Regions from separate parts of the Homo sapiens genome. Here region 1 is linked to region 2. A link is a loop called in an ENCODE intact Hi-C map of the cell type or tissue named here. Cell type or tissue: B cell. All regions are shown on one strand. Links, peaks and the distances in the headings refer to the core of each region. The heading gives the core; the rest is flanking DNA.

The links. Hi-C counts contacts between places; a loop is a spot of excess contacts. Peaks named below come from ENCODE experiments on the same cell type or tissue, not always from the same donor. Only the 100,000 strongest peaks of a DNase experiment are listed, where the experiment ranks them.
Region 1: a loop joins it to region 2, with 3 times the contacts of the local background. A loop is called at or near these places in 1 of 110 quality-filtered maps.

Annotation. Positions count from the first base shown.
Region 1 is chr20:48,357,878-48,362,113 of GRCh38, forward strand. LINC00494 (long intergenic non-protein coding RNA 494) reads left to right here and starts at 2,034. Exons shown (of 5, transcript NR_026958.1): 1 at 2,034-2,273. In B cell, for the core only: no CTCF peak of the experiment used is centred there; DNase peaks (open chromatin) are centred at 704, 2,034 and 2,564; H3K4me3 peaks cover 1,732 bases; H3K27ac peaks cover 3,808 bases.
Region 2 is chr20:48,420,121-48,424,641 of GRCh38, forward strand. No RefSeq gene overlaps it. Among named protein-coding and RNA genes, the nearest start is that of LINC00494, 62 kb to the left of the region's middle. In B cell, for the core only: no CTCF peak of the experiment used is centred there; a DNase peak (open chromatin) is centred at 2,321; H3K4me3 peaks cover 454 bases; H3K27me3 peaks cover 165 bases.

The sequences.
Region 1 (4,236 bases), core at 237-4,236, 62 kb before region 2:
TGCCGCTCATGTGCTGTGTGTCCTTGGGCAAGTGATTTGGCCTCTCTGAAAACCAGTTTCCTCCCCTGTGAATGGCAGAAGTTGGGTCAGGTGATTTCTTAGGGCCTTGCCTGCTCTAAGCATTTCATGGTCTCAACATTCTCATAAACAGGACTTAGCTTAGGTCAGTGGTCTCCATGTTGGCTGCACATTTGAGTCACCTGAGGGACATTATCGACTCTGGTGCTTCTGTGTTCTACCCAGATGATCTGATCTGATAGATTTGGGGTCCAGCTTGGCCATCAGGAATCTTTAAACCTTCCCAGATGTCACTAACATATAACCAGGATTGAAAGCCACTGGGCTACGCCTGATTTTATAGAAGAGGAAACTGGGCTCACATCTCTGGTCAGCAGGTCAGCCACCAGCAGAATCCAGTGACTCCCGCTTGCAGGTGTGGGACCTCACAGCCACCCTCTGCAGTGCAGCGCATCTCTAGGACCTGGGGAACATTGCACCTTTCCATTCTTCAATAAACTTCTCCTCCATCTCTTTCCCTCTCTGCCCCGCCCCTCGCTCCAATGAGCTAAATCTCTCTCAAGTAGCTCCTGCCTCTGTCCTGTGAACGTGCCTGCCAGGAGGAGTCGCCATGCCTGGTTACCTCCTTGAACTAGGGAGGAAGGAGGGAAATATGGGCTTAGACACGTGGAACTCAGGGTCTCCCATGTCACTCTGACTACCACCCAAAGCACCTTGCTCTGGGTTTGTCACAGGACAAGGGGAAGCTGCTGTGATGTCACTGAGGGTAATGAGAAAGTTGAAGAAGAAAGAGGAGAGAAATAGCACATCTGTAATTAGACATTCTTCCTGGTTGCTTCTTTGCATGTTGAAAATGGCTTGCTACAATCCAGTCATGTTTAGCCCCTTGGGGTCCCTGGTGCAGTGAGTCCAGGACCAGGACTGGGGGCTTTACTCACAGCTGCCTTCCCAAGTCCTGTTGACCTTTGAGCATCTCCTGCCCCAGGGCCCAAGAGAGCGCTGCAGCAGCCACACACAACATGAGATGCTTCTCTGGGTGTGCCTGGCTTCACCCTTCTGTGCTTCTGATGGCAGAAGATAGAAAGTGTCTCTTCCTTCCTTGCAAGCATTTCCATCTCGGAAGACTCTCTGGGGAAAGAACACGAAGGGGGAGAGGCTTCCTAAGTCCCTTCACTGGGGGCTTATCCGTGACCGACGTTCCTGGGGAGACATACATTTCATCAGTCACTTTCCATCTCACTCCACTCTCCCTCCTCCTCTCTGCAAGCTTACACTGCAGCCCGATGGAATTACACACAGTGCCCTGCATATGCCAAGGTTCTTCCACCTCTAGTCATGCTGCTTCCTGTCCTGACACCCCCTTCCCAACTCGATCCTGCTGAGCAGCCTGGGATCTGTGTACGGGACGCCCCTCAGAGTCACCCAGACACAGGGGAAGCTGGGGTGTTTATTCCCCGCCCCTCAGTCACAGGTGCAGGCCTGCTCCTGGGGCACTCACCCCAGCATCTCCAACGCTAAGGCAGCTCAGAGAGCCACTTTCCTGTCCAAGGAACCCTTAGAGACCATTCCCAGGAGGAGCGAATGTCCACCTGTGTGGCGTCCTCCTGGGGCGCTCCTTCTAGGGGGGACCCCAGTCCCTCCTGCCCTTCCACCCAGAATCCTCCTGTCTCCTGGGTGAAAACTGGAGCCCAGATTCTAGCTCTGCTGTGTCTCTCAGACTCTGGTGAGTGTCAGAATGTTTTGGAGGCCTTGTTAAAACTCCGATGGCCAGGCCCACCCTGAGGTTCTGATTCAGGAGGTCTCAGCAGAGCCCAGAGCTGGCTTTCCCAGCAGGGCCCCGGGGTGCTGATGCTGCTGCCCCTAGGACCACCCCTGAGAGCCCTGGCTCTCCACCAGAGCCTGCTCACCTGGAGACAGTGACCACAGGCCACAGGTCACCCCTCACTGCTTCACTCCACGCCCTCTCCTGTGACCTCATCTCCTCCCACCTCCCCCTGGGTCACGTGGCTCCAGCCACACCCACCTCCCTGCTGTTCCTCACCCAGGATCACCAAGGTCTCTCCTACCCCGGGGCCTGTGCACCTGCTGTGCCTCTGCTTGGGGTGCTCTTCCCAGGGCTTGCCCACCTCCTCAGAGAGGCCTCCTGACCCCTGACACGGCCTTGCCCTTCACCTCTATCGTCCTTTAGAACAGCCCCCACCTCCCGCACATCATGCAGTTGCAGGTTCAATGGCTACTGCTTGTCCTCCAGACTCGTGAGTAACTCGTGAGGTGGGGCGGGGCGGGGGCGGGGGCGGGGGCGGGAGGGGTGGGGGTGTTTTGTTCCCTGCTCTGTCCCGGCACTCAGAGCAGTGCCTGGCAGGGGTGGGTACTCAGTACACACCTGTTAGCAAGTGACTCCGATGCAGGGACCGTTCTCTCTAATCTCCAAGTCCACCTTTCTTATACTAAGGATTTTCAGTGTTTTTTCATGCACCATCCAATCTTTTTTGACTCTTAGATCATATGCCTCAGAGCCCATCTGGGTACAAAAACACCCGTTTTCAAAAAAGGAACCAGAAAGTGGTTTCATCTCGCTTTAGGATGTGAATGAAAGCCTCTCCTTCCGTCTCCCGAGAAGGGACTTTCAGAAGCTGCAGGTGCCCAGGTCCAGGCCCCACGCTGTGGCCCCGCAGGGACTGTACTCACTCTTTATTTTTCTCTTTTCCAGCTCTCCACAAGCCAACAGCTCTCTCCTGGCTTTGATTTTCAACCATTTAAGTTGAAAAAAATTCAAAACAAATGAAATGCACTTAAGAGAAAGCCTTGAGGAGTTCAGCAGGCCACCCAAAGTGAAGGGACTCCTTTGGGGGTCTTTGTTGTTATCAATTATTTATTGAGCCCTGATGTGTTCCTGGCGCCACCAAGACCGAAAGGAGACAGGGTCCCTGCCCTGGGGCATCCCAACAAAGAAGGGAGAGTTTGTGAAGCTTAAAAATGTCCCAGATGGTAAAACAGTTACACGTCATACCTCAAGGCTGCTCTATACTTTTATTATAGTTTTATTCTTAAGGCTGTTTATTTATTTTCTGATGTAAAAGGTAATAGAAAGTTTATAAACTATTCCTAGAATATAGACAAAAAATAAAATTCGACTTCGTCCAGCATTTTTAATGCACATGTAAGAACTCTACTTGGTTTATGGCCGGGCGCGGTGGCTCACGCCTGTAATCCCAGCACTTTGGGAGGCTGAGGCGGACGGATCATGAGGTCAGGAGATCGAGACCATCCTGGCTAACATGGTGAAACCCCATCTCTTGCTAAAAATACAAAAAATTAGCCGGGTGTGGTAAGCAGGCGCCTGTAGTCCCAGCTACTCGGGAGGCTGAGGCAGGAGAATGGCGTGAACCCGGGAGACGGAGCTTGCAGTGAGCTGAGATCGCACCACTGCACTCCAGCCTGGGCAACAGAGTGAGACTCCGTCTCAAAAAAAAATAAAAATAAAAATAAAAATAAATAAAATAAAATAAAAAACTCTACTTGGTTTATGAAACTGGGATTTAGTTTGAACGTGTACTCTTCAGAATCTGCCTTGAGTTGACATCAAATTACATCACCTACATTTATTCATTTTTCTTTTCTTTCTTTTTTTTTTTTCAGAGTTTCGCTCTTATTGCTCAGGCTGGAGTGCAATGGCGCGATCTCGGCTCACTGCAGCCTCCACCTCCAAGGTTCAAGCAATTCCCGTCTCAGCCTCCCTGAGTAGCTGGGATTATAGGCGCCCGGCTAATTTTTTGTATTTCTGGTAGAGACGGAATTTCGCCATGTTGGTCAGGCTGGTTGCTTACATTTCTTTATGTCATAAAGCAGGCTTCAAAACAGAAATTTTAATCTCTTCAGAATATTCCATCACATAGATATATGATAATTGCCTTCAGTAGTCCTCTATTGCTGGATGCCAGTTTTTTTTGTTTTGTTTTGTTTTGTTTGGTTATTATAAATAACACTGCCATGAACTTCCTTAGTTTCGAAAGATTTGAATCACTCTCATTATAATTTCAGTTTATTTGTTAATTTAATGTATTTTTTGAGACAAGGTCTCACTCTGTTACTCAGGCTACATTACAGTGGCGCAATCGTAGTTCACTGCAGCCTCAAAATCCTGGGCTCAAGCGATCCTCCCACCTCAGCCTCCTGAGTAACTGGAACTAAAGGCGCACCCCGCCACACCCCACTAGT
Region 2 (4,521 bases), core at 290-4,289:
TGTGTTTTGATTGGGGACACTGACATTTATTCAATTATTCAATAGGAGTCCAGGGACACTAGAATTCTGCCACATTCAGGACACTCAGACACAACAAAGTCCCATGACTTATCCATATCCCTTAGAATAATTCATGAGCCTAGAAACTCACTCCATTTTACACAGAACTCTAGGTATTGATGGCAGCTTTCAAAGGACATTGAACATAGAGTTTGTAGTCTCTGCCCACAGACACCACTGTTCCTTTTTCCCTAACTGCCTGTGCAGAGTGCTGCTGAGCCGTGTGGCTTCCTGCTCTTTGATTGGCCTACTCATCACTGGAGGTGCAGACGTCTCGCTGCTTCTGGGGTTTGTCTAGTGTAGCTACACGTAATCATTTTCACATATTTATTATAAGTTCATTTTATAGAAGTTATTATTTTGTATTATCTGTATTATTTTATAACAAGCTTGTTCCCTTTTCCCTCTTTTATATTACAATTAAGACATCATCCTGATTTGCTTTTAGGTTATACATATAGGTAATTCCTATTATTTTTGAATTTCATTTTAGAATAGTAAAGCATCATCATAAGATATCATAAAATACAGTTCAGTCTAATAGGGCTGAGGATCGCTGTTCCCGTGGAACTCTGCTATGGACGTTTGCTAAGAGGCCCAGAATCGGATTTTTCCAGCAAGAACATCCTGATTTTACTGTGGGGAATATTTATCTACTGGACCCAGTCTTGACGACCTTGATGGGCGGTCTTAGTTTGGCAAAGGTTGTTTGCACTGACATTTGAAATCCACCAGAGACCCAGTGCCAATCAGCATGAGAAGTCATCTTCTCAAAGCATCAGTAATTTATGCAAAACAGCACATTCCCCTTCTATTCCATTTTAGTTCATTTCTCTGTTCTCCTTCCAGCTCTTTCCATTCCTCCAGAAAGGTCTTTTCTGTTTAATTCCTGGGTAGAGATGGCTCCTTGTACCCCAGTGTCCTTCCCTTCCTTCAGACAGTGATTTTTAGTTGGGTGCTTGGTCACCTAGGCTAAAGATTGCTGTTCCCAGTCCCCCTGCAGGAGATGTGCCACCTGACCACGATCTGTCCAAAGGGATGTGAGAAGTGAGGGATGCAGGTTATGTGTACCCTTAGAGATGAGTCCTGCTAGCCGGACTCTGTGTACCCTTAGATATAAGAGTCCTGCTGGCAGGACTCTGAGTACAGAAAGGAAGCATCTTGGAGCTTGCTGCCAAAGGTCCTAGCCTAGTGATGGCAAAACAGGAAGACAGGAGGAGCTGGGGTCCCTGACAATGGAGCCGCCACAGCAGCCCTGGGCCATTGCTTTTGACTATTGTGTGCTAGAGAAATAAACTTCTATCTTAACATACTGTTATTTTGTGTGTGGCAAAGCGTGTGCTCATCACAAACCCATTTCTTCTTCCTGGATTCACATGGAGACCACATTTCCAGCGTCCTCTGTATCAGGTGCAGGTATGGAGTGTAAGCTTTCATGGTGGATGCTTCAGGGCATCCAGAACAAAGATGAACGCCCCACAGAGCTATCTTGAGAGCCACAAGCTGAAGGTGGCAGTGCCACAGGAGAGAAGGATCCTGGGTCCCCAAACCACAGGGGGGCACTCCCTACACACAACCAGGAGCATTCGCTTGGACAATTAGAGGAACAAGAAACAAACCTTTATTTGGTAAAGCCACTCACATTTTGGAGTTTGATACCTTGTATGACCTTAATTAATTCAAGTTTATGTCCCAGCTCTCTACATCCTAATCAAAGAGCCCTGAGCACACAAAAGAAAAAGATCTAGGTCTTTCTGGAATTTCTGCATAAAATATTCATAAATTAATTGGTAGAAAGAAACCTGTCAGTCATCCACTTGCACAGCAAATACCCATTGAGCTTCAACTTGAGCACAGTGGTGACAGAATGGAAAAGGAACCTGTAGGGTCCCTGCTCTCCTGGAGCATATGATGGGGACAGTCAGCGGACAGGTCAGTACTGCAGGGATTTTTATGGAAGGAGGTGTGTTAATCGAATTTTCGTGAAACAAATCACATTCTGACTTCCTGCCAATGATATAATTTTATTTTCTGCTTTAGAAATCTTTCTTGGTGTAAAATGATGAATGCTTTCATAATATAAGCAACAAATCCCCACTTTTTCTTGTTTCATCTTCTGTAAGTTCTGGATTCTTTGTCTGGTTTTCTAAAGGCAGTGCACTCTGGTTCAGCAAAGGTTGTTTACATTGACATTTTAAATCCACCAGAGACCTATTGCCAATCAGCATGAAAAACCATCTTCTCAATGCATCAGTAATTTATGCAAAACAGCCCATTCCCCTTCCACTTTGTTTCAGTTTATTCTGAGGCTCTGGCCAGGCCTCTGTCAAGCCTGGTGGCATCTTTCAGGCGTGCACAAATGACCTACAGATACAGGGGTCTCCATTCTCATGGTGAGACTGGGTGAACTCCCAGATGTTCCCAATGCATCCCTTCTGGTAGGTTTCTCCAGGAAGGTACATCCTGCAGAGCCATCCTTTGGCCTGCACCATCTCATTCTGAATTTCTGGCTCAGAAGTCAACAAACTACAGCCTGTGGGCCAAACCTGATTACACTTGATTTTGTAAATAAAGTTTTATTGCAACACGGACACACTCATTCATTTACATATTGACTGTGGCTGCTTTTGCAATAAAATGGGGAGAATTGAGGGCAGAATGGCCTCCACAACCTAAAATATATATATATATTTTGTCCAAGATGGAGTCTCACTCTGTCGCCCAGACTGGAGTGCAGTGGCATGATCTCAGCTCACTGCAGCCTCCATCTACCAGGTTCAAGTGATTCTCCTGCCTCAGCCTCCTGATTAGCTGGTACTACAGGCATGCACCACCATGCCCAACTAATTTTGTATTTTTTTTAGTGGAGACGGGGTTTCACTGTGTTGGTCGGGTTGGTCTCAAACTCCTGACCTCAAGCCATCGCCTGCCTCGGCCTCCCAAAGTGCTGGGATTACAGGCAAGAACCACCACACCCAGCCAAAATACTTTCTATTTTATACCCTCTGGTTCTTTTTAGAAAACGTTTGCCAACTACTGACCTAGATAATTAACTTCCTTGGTTTTGCCTAATTGCCCTGGTTTGGGTAATTCTGTAAGTGTGACCTCTGGCTCCTCCTTACCCTGCATCTTGAAGCTGAACTTGAGTGGATGGAGTTTCTAGTTCTTTAATGGGAATTTGGCTCAGAGTCAATAGAAAGAAAAGAAAAACACACTTTTTAAGGTTTTATATTTTATTAAATTAAATCGGATTGAAAACAAAAAGCAACAGTCCTCAGGTCCTATGTTTTCACCTTCAGTCCATGCCTAGGGTTGACCACTTTTGATAGTTTCAAATTTTTTGGTGCTTCTGGAACTCTAAATATTAACCTTCAAGTTCTAGCTCTAGACTTGTCAACTTCAGAGAGTGGCTATTGACTAGGAAGGCTGACATCCTGCCAATGATATAATTTTTATTTTCTGCTTTAGAAGTAGTGGAGCTTATTAGTTCACTTCTCTGAAGCTAAACAGTCTGGATTTGAAATTCCAATACTAATACGTTCTGGTAAATAAGTTATTTTACTTCTTTTGACCCTCTATTTTTACGTCTGTAATATGGAATAATAATAGAAATGGTCTCATAGTGTCCTTGAGAAGACTGCATGTGTTAATTCACGTAAAACCAAAGTGAAGAGCTTCTTGTATATAAGAAACAGTCCGTACATGATGATTCCTTTGTTTTTTCTTTCACATTTTAAGTAACACTTGAATATCTTTTTTTTTTTTGAGACAGGGTCTTGCTGTGTTGTCCAGGTTGGAATGTAATGGCATGATCATGGCTCACTGCAGCCTTGACATCCTAGGCTTGAGCGATCCTCCCAGCTCAGCCTCCCAATTAGCTGGGACTATGGACCTGTGCCAGCATGCCCAGGTAATTTTTTAAATTATCTGTAGAGAAAGGTCTCCTTATGTTGCCCAGGCTGGTCCCAAACTCCTGGGCTCAACGAATCCTCCTGCCTTGGCCCCCTAGACTGCTAAGACAATAGGCATGAGCCACTGCGACCAGCCAAACTTGAAAGTCTTTCTTTCTTCATCCATCTATGGACATAACCCTTGGCTCCCCAGTTACCAGATGATAATACTATAAATGTACACAGTGCCTACTTTATGTCAATTGCTGTCCTGAGAATTTGACATAAACATTAATTTACTATAATTGGCAACTGCATCCTCCAGTTGCTCAGGCCCCAAACCAGAGAGTCATCTTGGACTTCTCCCTTTCACTCAGCATATGCACTCCATCAGGAATCCTGCTGGCTTCATCTTCGGAATGCATCTCAAATCCAGTCACTTCCTACCCCGTCCACAGTGCCACCCAAGTCCTGGTCATCTCTCACCTGAATTATCACAACAGCCAAAGTACATGCTAGCATCCTTGTAATGATCCACAAGGCACTTACCCCTGAGCCCTGGAGCCCCTCT